2 separate regions of the Homo sapiens genome follow, and region 2 is linked to region 1. Evidence: chromatin loops called from intact Hi-C (ENCODE). Cell type or tissue: mammary epithelial cell. All regions are shown on one strand. Links, peaks and the distances in the headings refer to the core of each region. The heading gives the core; the rest is flanking DNA.

Region 1 (5,378 bases), core at 87-5,086:
TCCATTCATGGGTGGCATTCCACAGACTAAGGGTGTCTTACAGTAACTTCTCAGGGGTGTTATTAAAAGTTCCTAAGCCTGGGCACAGTGGCTCATGCCTGTAATCCTAGCACTTTGGGAGGCCGAGGCGGGTGGATTGCCTGAGCTCAGGAGTTCGGTGAAACCCCATCTCTACTAAAATACAAAAAATTAGCCAGGTGTGGCCTGTAGTCCCAGCTGCTCAGGAGACAGGTGAATCGCTTGAACCCAGGAGGCAGAAGTTGCAGTGAGCCGAGATCGCACCACTGCACTCCAGCCTGGTTGACAGCAAGACTCTGTCTCCGAAAAAAAAAAAAAAAAAAAAAAGTTCCTAAATTTAGCCTGTATTAGTGTTTGCCGAGCATTCTAATGTGTTCAACTGAGAAATCTGCCACAGAGTCTTTGGCAACCCTGGCCAGTTCTCTCTGTATGTGCTGATAGGTTTTAGGAGGGTTGTTTTTTGGGCATCCTAAAATGTCTCAAGCTGGTTGTGGTTTTTAATTACTGCCACACTTGTATTAATTGGAAGTTTGTAGAATTCCTGTTATGCTTAAATTGGGTGGAAATTTTGTTATTACATAATGGTTGCATTGTTGCCATTTTAATTACTGCTTAGCCTCTTTTGAGTTCTTTGTTAATTGGCAGGCTGTTTTTCCTCTGGAAAGCAGGACTGGGTGGAGAAGTTGTATGAAGTTGTGGCTGAGTACAGACTCTACTGTGCTCTGCCTAAATCGAATCCTGGCTCTGTAATTTGCTAGTATGTAACCTTTGGAAAGTTAATTAACCCATATGATGCTATGAAATAGAGGCAGGTGTAGTACCCCATAGGCTTGAGGATGAAATAAAATCATTCGTTTAAACGCTTAGTATGGTGTTTGGCACATAATTGATAGTGAAAAAGTGGTTGGTGGCAGGTGGCTATTTTTATGTTTGATTGCTGTTTTAAAAAAGATTAAGAACCATTGATTTAAACGTTGACCTTAGATTGTCTCCTTTCCTTTCCCTTCATCTCTTAATTAGTTTCAGTTGGTTATATTACATTGCCAACAAGACCAATGCCACAGGGTCCCTCAAATGACATTTCCCATCCTTAGCCATTTATCCCATAGGGGATACATTTCCATCACCAGAAGAGGCTTTTTGTTTTGTTTTTTTAAACACAAAGTGGGAAGAGAAGGAAGGAGGAAAATGACAGTGATGAAGATGAAAGTTAATCCTTATAGAATGTTCAATAGGCCATAGAATTTACATTCAGTGCTGTGTTGAATATTGTATATCTATGATTCCATTTAATTATTACAACAATCCTAAGTGGTGGAGAGTGTTACTATCCCCCTTTTTCAGATGGCAAGACTGAGGTCTAGGGATGATAACTGATGTGCATGTTAGCCAATAAACAGTAAAGTTGGACTTTGAACCTAAGCAGTAGATTACTACAAATCTGTCGCCACTGACAGACACAATTCAAAAGAGCAAGCTGTTTTGATTCTAGTGATGGTGGACCCACTTTGTCATGCAGAGGAGATGAGATGATATTCGATGGTGTAGAACCAGCCTGTTGTTTTAAGATGTTGACACATTGCCTTATTCAGTGTGTCTCCACATTGGTACATCAGGGGAACAGCCAGGTGGGAGGAGACTTGGAGAAAACCTCAGGGGATCATAGAGTTTGGATGTGCATTTGGGTAAAGATGGTGCAGTTTAGAGAGGAGCATCAGTTTTAAACAAATTTCCTTATGAACCTATTTCCCCAGCATCTTTATTTTGTCCAGATTTTGATCCAAAGTGTGGTATGGCTAAGCTCTAATGCAGCTGTGTGTGAAAGGGAAAAGTTAGATTGTTTTGTCAAATTTTTGCTTTACTTATGTCTTTAATATCTACATTTGAAAAACAAGCCTCTCTGTTTTCTCAGTATGGCTTGGATAATGGTAATAAAGGTACTCATAGAAAAATTCTGGGAATCCAGATGACTCTGTGTATTCTCTGTTAATTCTGTAGGGACATGTAAACTGAACTGGCTCAGCAGTGAACAGAATTTATTGCAAAATCACATCTTGGTGCAGAGGAAGCATATGAAGGCTTTCCTCGCCCTCCTTTGATTTATTAAATTGTACTTTCATTGCAGCTTCTGGGTAAGGACTCAGAATTGCAGTGCCCTGTGATTTGTATCAAAGAGCTACTCTCCCCCCCTGGTGTTTATCGTCAGGATCGAACCCTGTGGTTCAGAGAGAATATGAAGTGTTACTTCTATACTAGATGCCAGCTGGTTGCATGGGTTGGTGGTAAATACTCCAGGCTAGAATCAGAAGGCTGTTCCCAGTTTCATTTTCTTTCTGACTCAGGGCAAGTTCTTCCTTCCGGTGATTCACCTGCCCAGCTGCCCACAACATCTCACCTTTATCATCGTCAGCATCATCATCGTCGTCATTGTCATCATCGTCATCACAATGACTTATTGATCATGTGGTTAGTGGTTAAGTGCTTGGGCTCTGGAGACAGACCGTGGGAGTTCCTGTCTGGACTCTGCCCATTTCCAGCTGTCTGACCTTGGCCATGTGACCTAACTTCTCTAATGCCTCAGTTTTCTCATCTCTGTGAAAGGAATAATTAGGCTGGTATGAGAACCGAATAAGACAATGCACACAGAATGCTTGGCATGATGTCTGGCACATGGCAGGGGTTTTGTCATCATCATCATTATTAATTTCTATCTGTCATAATTATTCTTTAATGATTCTTAGATGGACCGTGATAAGATAAAGTAAACACATGTAATTTCTCTTCTTCAGAAGCATATACTTGAAAATAGATACTTGTTGGCACGGATCTTTAACAAATCTTCATATACAATGGTCAGTAGAAACTAGACTATACCTACATCAAAGTATAGAAACCCAAAGGAGATAATGTTCCCAAGTTTTAGAGTACTCAGATAGAGCTTAGCTTCAGTTGGGTTGTTGAAGGTGCATTAACTGTTTCAGTCTTCTGAGGAGCCACAGATCAGGCATTTAGTGCCCCTTGTCCGCTTGGGTTGCTCCTGGAGAGTTGAGTTCTATTGTATTAAGGTAGATGCTCTCAAGAGGCTTACCTGAAAGCATATAAATTTGAGATTGCTAATCATAAGACAAAGCTATGGTCAAAGTGATCTTTCAGGACATTGCTCTTGCCTCTGAACCTCAGTCTGATGCTAGTGGGCAACTGTGAGATCTGTAGAAGAAGGATAGCCCAGAGCAGACTGACCATTTCTAAAGGGTGAATTGCATGCTCTTTGCTTCTGTCAGTATAGAAGGTATTTATGAACCATAATACCAACCACTGGAGTGACTTGGTAGTGATATACATTTGCCACTGCCTAGAAAGGTAAAAGGGTATTGGAACATCCTTTTAGAGGCAAGATAGAATAGTACACCACTGACCAGCTCTGTGTCCTTAGACAAACTGTGTAACCACTCTGGGTCTCAGGTTCCATATCTCTAAAATGTGAATAATACTAGACCTCATCCATATGGTGGTTGCAAGGATTAGATGTTGCCATGTGTGGTGCTTGGTAAGTGCTAGGTAAACAAAACCATTCCTGCTTAGTGCTGTGACTGAGCCACCATCTGGTTGCTTCCCCACCCTGGGCCTTCTTTGTTGGGCCCTGTAGTCACAAAGTCCTGGTAAGCAGGATTTGTTAGCTTCATTTCAAAACTCATTCTCTTTGGCTCATTAACCCAAACCAGACAGAGATTAACAGCCTGGCCTCAGAGGAGCAGGTGAGTACATGTTTCTGGTGCCTTTGACTCATTGATTATCCTTCTCCAATTCAGGGAATGCTTGGGTGTTCCAGGAAGGGGTCTCCCGAGACCCAGGAAACCTTGAAAGAGAGTAATTTGGCACAAATTCATCTCCTAATGAAGGAGGGCTGGAAGTCCTGCATTTTACTATTCCTTCTGGATTTTGCCAGCTATAAATAGAAGCAAGGTTCCCTTGGATAGAATGTTTGAATTTACTAGGAGAAATGCAGGGATCAAGGATGGCTGAAGAAAAATACTTGCCAAAGTGTGGTCTTCTCTTCTGCACTTCCCTTGCCCAACTTTCCAAGGTTAGTGAATGCCGGTCAGCATGGATTGCTGGTCTTAGCTATTACACTGTGACCCATTTCACTCACAGGTCACAAGGCTCTGCAGGATCGGATTGCTGCCCCTCTGCCCTATCCTTATCTCCTACCCCTCTCTGCATTGCACTGATTGCTAATCACACTGGCCTTCTTCCTTCAAATGCAATGACTTTTCACCTTCCAAGGACCTGTACTTTCTGTTGGCACTAGCCCCCACGTCTTCCCAAGGAGGTACCCCTCATCATTCAGGCCTGGCGCAAACGTCATCTCTTCCGAGAGGCATTTCCTCGCCTAAAGTCCACAATAAACCCCCGCTTTTTTTTTTTTTTTTTTTTTACTTTCTCCAATGTACTTATCAATATTTGAAGTAATCATAAATGTGCATCTGTTTATTTCTGTTTTCTTCAGTAATTGGAAAGTTTTATGAGAGCAGAGATTACAGATGTCTAGTTCATCTGTATCCCCAGCACCTGGAACGTTGCCTGACCATTATAAGCACACAGTAAATATTTGTTAAATACATGGATAAGTAAACGAATTGCAAGCAACATGGGAAATTATTATTTAGGAGGTCTTCAAACTTTTCAAAGCCGCTATGCCCTTCCTCAATAGCCACATGAGTAAAATGGATAAAAGCCAAGGGAGGGGTCATTTGGTCTTAGCTTCTCTCCAACCCCTTTGTTTGTGCAGGTGCTGTGTGGCTCAATTTGGAAACCATGATCTAGCTCAAGTTCATTTATATAGATGATAAAGATGCTGCTGAGGGAGAGTGGGCCACTGTGTTTCCTCTTTTAAGTAGAAATTACACAACCTCTATGTCAGCCTCCACCTAGACTTCGTGGTGACTTTTGCCCTCCCCTCAAATTCCATGAATGTTAAGCATTTCTTTTCTCAGTAGTAGAGTCCAAAGCGCTTGCATTGTGTTGTGCTGTTTCAGTATATTTCTTTGGCACAGTCTCATTTGATGTTCACATCAGCTCTGGCTGAGTTAGTCAGAAAAACCTATCATCGCCCACATTTTATAGATGAAGAAATTAAAGTTCAGCAAGATGAAGTTACCAATGGGGAAGCCCAGGCCAGGATCAAAATCTTTTGACTCCTTATCTCTAGAGCGTTTAGGTATATGCATTGATGCCTTTTCATTCATTAGACAATCCTCTTTAAGTACAGAAACCTGTTCTCTTTATACTCATCTTTCTGACCTTTAATAAGTGGCCTGGTAGCTTTAGTTTTCTTTAGAAAATTAATAATAAAATGGGAT
Region 2 (5,378 bases), core at 120-5,119, 78 kb after region 1:
TGGTGAAACTCCGTCTCTACTAAAAATACAAAAATTAGCTGGGCGTGGTGGCGCGTGCCTGTAATCCCAGCTACTCAGGATGCTGAGGCAGGAAAATTGCTTGAACCAGGGAGACGGAGGTTACAGTGAGCCGAGATCGCGCCACTGCACTCCAGCCTGGGCAACAGAGCAAGACTCCATCTCAAAAAAAAAAAAAAAAAAAAAAAGAAACGCTTTCTGCACGGGTAGAGTTTCCTCTCCCTCACCCCATGCGTTGTGCGAATTGTGGTCCCGGCCCCGGAAACTCTTGATTCGCTTGTTTTTCTTCCTCTCTGTTAGAGGACAAGCTTCTTGATGATAGGCCCCAGTGTCTATCACATCATTTGTCCCACTCGGCCTGGCCTGCAGTAGGTGCTTCATAGAACATCCTCTGGTGGCAGATAGTAGGGGAGACATTCACCAGTTAGTCTCATATACATATGTGATGAAAAACAGAGGCAGAGCATAGGGTCTCTAATTTGGGGATAGGGGAGGTGGGTAATGTAAAGAAATTGAGAAATTAGTTGAGAAAAAAGAGGGGGACAAGAGGGAAGAGAGTTCCAGTTAATGGCATGTGTGAAGGCAAGCAGTGTCACAGGAGTACAGAGAGGAAAAGGTCAAGGTACAGATTAGCTTAGGAGAACGCGACAGAGGCAATAATGTAACTGCATATGATGATGAATTTTTAAGCCAGATAATTAGTCTGAGTTTTATAACTAGGCAGGCAACACTGAAAGTCAGAGCTGACTCTATTCATGCTGTCCCTGTCCCAGACTTTGAGGATAGCGGCAGCAGATGCAGAGCGCTCCACAGCATTGGTTCAGTTAAACCAAGTGTTTATCCATCTGGTTGGATTTGAGTGAGTGCCAAAAGTTAGCTGAGGATTCCCAGCCCTGAAGTGGCTGTGGGTACGAGGAAGGAAACAAACCTCCTTAACCGAAAGAATGTCCTGAATTTCAAACTCATTGGAAACCATCTTGGTTGCTCAGATTGTCTTACTTTTTAAAAAATGGTTTCTTATAATATTTAAATAGTTTTAGCTACATTTTCCCTATTATGCAAGGAAAGGTTTGACTTCCTAAGGCTGATAGATTTCCCATTAATAATTTTTTTCACAAAGAAACAAGGCAAAACCCTTGTTTTTATCCTAGTCTTTGACTGTCAGAGCTGGCCTTTCAGGGTTCCTTATGGTATCTGCTAATGGTGGCTTCTATCACCTGTAAAAGAACAGGAGTTGATCAGATCTTGTCATCAGATATGATGATAAGAAAAATGTTGGAAGAATGTTTTTCTCTCCAGAGTATCTGGAAAAAGAATTATTCCAGATGGCTATATTAAGTTGCATATAGCCATTCAAGGAACTAGAAAACTTCCAGTCCCCTCTGGCATTACTAAAATGACACAAACCCATTGTTGATCATTTTTCTAGAATTTTGACTGTGGGGGAAATAAACTTGGGCCTCCATCTTTATTTTTAGAGTCTTATACAAGCAACTTTTGCCAGCACACTTGGTTGGGTTCCTGAAGAGATGAGAAAGTAAGAAGTTGCTTCAACGAGCCATAAATTGGGAAATAAACTTGGGACTCCATCTTTATTTTTAGTGTATCATGTAAGCAAGTTTTGCCAGCATACTTGTTTGGGTCCCTGAATAGATGAGAAAGTAAGAAATGACTTCAAGGAGCCATAAATTCTAATCCTGGGTTCCTTTCACCTTGGACATTCTAGTCTGAAGAGTGAAATGCTCACTGCTCTAGGGTTTATTAGCTGGAGATTGAGCCAGTCTGCCTTGTATTAGTCAAGATGTTTTCTGTCTTTCTTAGCACTTAAGGCTGCTGGTGAGATGCTTTGGCTATAAATTTTCTTGTCCAGCCTAAGTCCACATCTTGAGTCTTCCCTCTCGCTCAGGGGTCTTATTACTACAGAACTAACTTTAGTTGATATGGAGGGGGGCCACTGGACATGACTGGTTCTTCCAGCACTCAGATATCCATGAATGTCTGCAGCCACATTAAAGTTTTGGATCCTCCCCGCCTACCCCCTACCTCCACTGTCTCAAATATTTATTGATATCGCCCATTTGGTGCAGCTCCCGCAATTCAGTCTGCTGAGTTTTACGAGCTTGCTAGATCATGTTCCAAAAAGATTCCCAAGCACTAAAGTGTTTGCCAGGGTCCTTGGCATTGTGACTCATGTGTGTTATCAGGGGCCTCAAATATACTATGCCTTAAGATTTGTGCAGAATTCAGAGTGTAGTCACTACCTCTTTAGAGTCCAGACTTCTCTGCTAATGAGGACCTGCTGAGGCATCAAGACATTAAATATGATTCCTTACATGCATTCAAATTAAGGTGTTGTAAGCCTCCCCTGTTTTCTCACACTGTGGGAAGCCAGAGCTGTTGCCACTTGTGCTATAAGAACTTGGTTCTTTCATTGGAATTAAAGGAATTTGCCCTTCAGCAACTATAAAAGGATGAGTATCTAACTGTTGTGTTTGTTTGGAAAGCAGTTTAGTGCCAGACAGGCATGCCTAATAGAGTTCAGGAGACTGCAGTCCCTCCTAACCCTTTTGTTTACTCATGGCCAAATTTAGTATATGCCAGCCCCTAACATCTGGCACTGTGCTCCCCATACCCTCTCCATTGCAGCCATAGTAGCCTTCGAGTTCTTCAGACATGCTCTCCTCCTCTGACCCTAGGGCTTTTGTCTGTTACCTATGCCAGAATACTCCTCCTCATCTAATTAACCCTGGCCCATTCTTTTTTTTTTTTTTTTTTTTTTTTTTGAGACGGAGTTTTGCTCTTGTTGCCCAGGCTGGAGTGCAATGGTGCGATCTCGGCTCACCGTCCACAACCTCCGCCTCCCAGGTTCAAGTGATTCTTCTGCCTCAGCCTCCCGAGTAGCTGGGATTACAGGCATGTGCCACCACGCCTGGCTAATTTTGTATTTTTAGTAGAGACGGGGTTTCTCCATGTTGGTCAGGCTGGTCTCGAACTCCTGACCTCAGGTGATACACCCGCCTCGGCCTCCCAAAGTGCTGGGATTACAGGCATGAGCCACCACGCCTGGCCTATCCTGGCCCATTCTTTAGAAGAGTGAGTCCTTCTCAAACATGAATCACCTGGGAAGCTTGTTAAAATGCAGGTTCTTCATTAGGGCTGGAAGGGTCCTGGGATGTGGCACTTCTAAAAGGTCTCACATAAAGCTGGTGCTACTGTTCCTCACGGAATCCTTCCCTAGTCTTCAGTTAAGTCAAAAGTTCCCCATTTTATGTGCTTCTGAGATTATATATCTGTCCTTCATAGGGCATTCTTCACAATTGCATATTTCCTTTTACTTGTGCCATTTTCTGATTAATGTTCATCATTTACACTAAACTGTAAGCCCTATGTGTGCAGTGACCACCTGTGATCTTTGCTCACGCTTTTGTTTTCAGAACTTGTTATAGTGGGACATATACGGTTGTACTATATATGTACTAGGATATACAGGTGAGTAGATGATGGTTGTATTGGCTGTTGACAGAATGGTTAAATATATTGTTCTGAGATGCCATGATGATCATAAAACTCAGGGGTTTGGACCAAATTGTTAAAAAAAAAAAGTGGTTATGTCTTTATTATTTTCAAGGTAAGGACCTCCTATAACATTTAAATTTCATGTGAAGCAGAAAGAACCCAAGATAATCTGAGACTGAAAAAAACTCATGATAATGCTGTAAATAAAGTTTCGGTGCCGCAAAAGGAATAGCACTCGAATATAAAATTTTCTTTATAATTCTCAGCAAGGCAAGTTACTTCTATAGAAGGCTGCGACCTTACAGATGGAGCAGCGGTGAGCGCACACTTTGGCAAGGGAGGGGAAGGGGTTTTTATCCCTGACATATGTGATCCCTGCCGCTGTGTCGTTCCCCTATTGGCTAGGGTTAGACTGTACAAGCTAAACAAATTCCGATTGGCTAATTTAAAGAGAGTGACGGGGTGAGTGGTTTGGCGGGAAAAATGGTTATGACAGAGCAGATAATCGGAATGAGTCAGGGGGTAGCAGGTAATGGGAATGAGTCAGGGTGGAGCAGGTAATTGGAATGAGTTAGGGTGGAGTAGGTAATCGGAATGAGTCAGGGTGGAGCAGGTAATTGAAAAAGGTTGCTTTACGAGGAAGTTAAGTTTAAAAGTAGAAGGCAAATAATTGAACATACTGACGTACTGATTCTTTGAAAATAAATTTAAAACTTATATCTAACAATCCCTCCTCTTGCATTTCCTTACAGCTTTCTTTTTAAACTTTTTAACGTGTCTTGGCTTAGTTGTTTTGCTGGATTTTCCAAAAGAAGAAGCTTCTCTGGATAAGGTGGAGGATAGTTAAGGGAGGTTTTAGTAAGTGCCATTTTTATGAGCCTCTGCACCAACCCACGGATGCATAGTGTGACACAGCACCCGACAAGAATAAGTACACCCATTATGGCTGCGAGGGAAGTAAGAATTGAGGCTATTATTCTTTTCCATTTACCGAACTACTTTCTATTCATGCTGTAAAGGGGTCATTTACCCCTGAGTTGTTGGCTAACTCATTGGACAGAGCAGTCAGACCTTGTAATGCCTTTGTTATACTTCCATCAGGGGTGGTGGTGTTTTGGGATGAAGGTACAACACTGAGTTTTAATCACGATACAAACTCTTCCTCTTTTTGCTACTATCATGTCTAAGGCTATCCTGTTTTCCCAAGCCATCTGGCTAGTGGCCCCTAATTGCTTAGCTATTCCTTTAACAACATCTCTAGTGTAGTTAGTAAATCACTGTTGGTTGTAATAGATCTAGTTTATCCAATCTACATTTTTATTAATTTTCACTCACCAAAATATTGACTCAAATTCTGCAGCTATTTTATTTCGGGCTTGAAATTGTTCTGGTATTCCCCATGGGACTCTAATTGTGTCTAAATAGACGTAAGAGTTGAAAGACCCATAAGGGCCTTCTCTCGCTTCACGATGTCTTATTTTTTTCTTTTTCTGGTTGATGAAATGCCAGGGTGAAAGGGATAGCCAATTGGACTAAAGCATAAGTGCCACTCCAGTTATTCGGCAGAGTGTCCAGTAAAGGTCCACCACAATACCACCACACATCCGTTTGGGGATGAACAAGGGCTGACTGATTGATGAGCTCTTGAAAATTCTTAAGCTCACTGCATCCTTTCAGGTCTCCAAGGAACACTAAGTTTCCTCCCTGTCGTGAACTTAGTGTTGGGAGACGGAAGCTGGATGGCCCTTGGGGGCTGACCCGCAGGGTGCCGGACTTCGGGATATAGCAGAGAGAGAGCGTGGCATGACTTGTTACTCCAGGCTGTAGAATCCTGGGAAAGAGCT

Evidence for each region. Peaks named below come from ENCODE experiments on the same cell type or tissue, not always from the same donor. Only the 100,000 strongest peaks of a DNase experiment are listed, where the experiment ranks them.
Region 2: it touches region 1 in a loop (2.1-fold over the local background); 1 of 110 quality-filtered maps calls a loop at or near these places.

The regions. Positions count from the first base shown.
Region 1 is chr5:143,006,872-143,012,249 of GRCh38, forward strand. The region is part of intron 11 of ARHGAP26 (Rho GTPase activating protein 26); the gene reads left to right. Among named protein-coding and RNA genes, the nearest start is that of ARHGAP26-AS1, 140 kb to the left of the region's middle. RefSeq lists an enhancer at 1,884-3,083. In mammary epithelial cell, for the core only: no CTCF peak of the experiment used is centred there; DNase peaks (open chromatin) are centred at 2,430 and 3,720; H3K27ac peaks cover 2,762 bases.
Region 2 is chr5:143,084,862-143,090,239 of GRCh38, forward strand. All of the region lies in intron 17 of ARHGAP26 (Rho GTPase activating protein 26), which reads left to right. Among named protein-coding and RNA genes, the nearest start is that of ARHGAP26-IT1, 100 kb to the right of the region's middle. RefSeq lists an enhancer at 5,229-5,378. In mammary epithelial cell, for the core only: no CTCF peak of the experiment used is centred there; a DNase peak (open chromatin) is centred at 2,430; H3K27ac peaks cover 1,390 bases.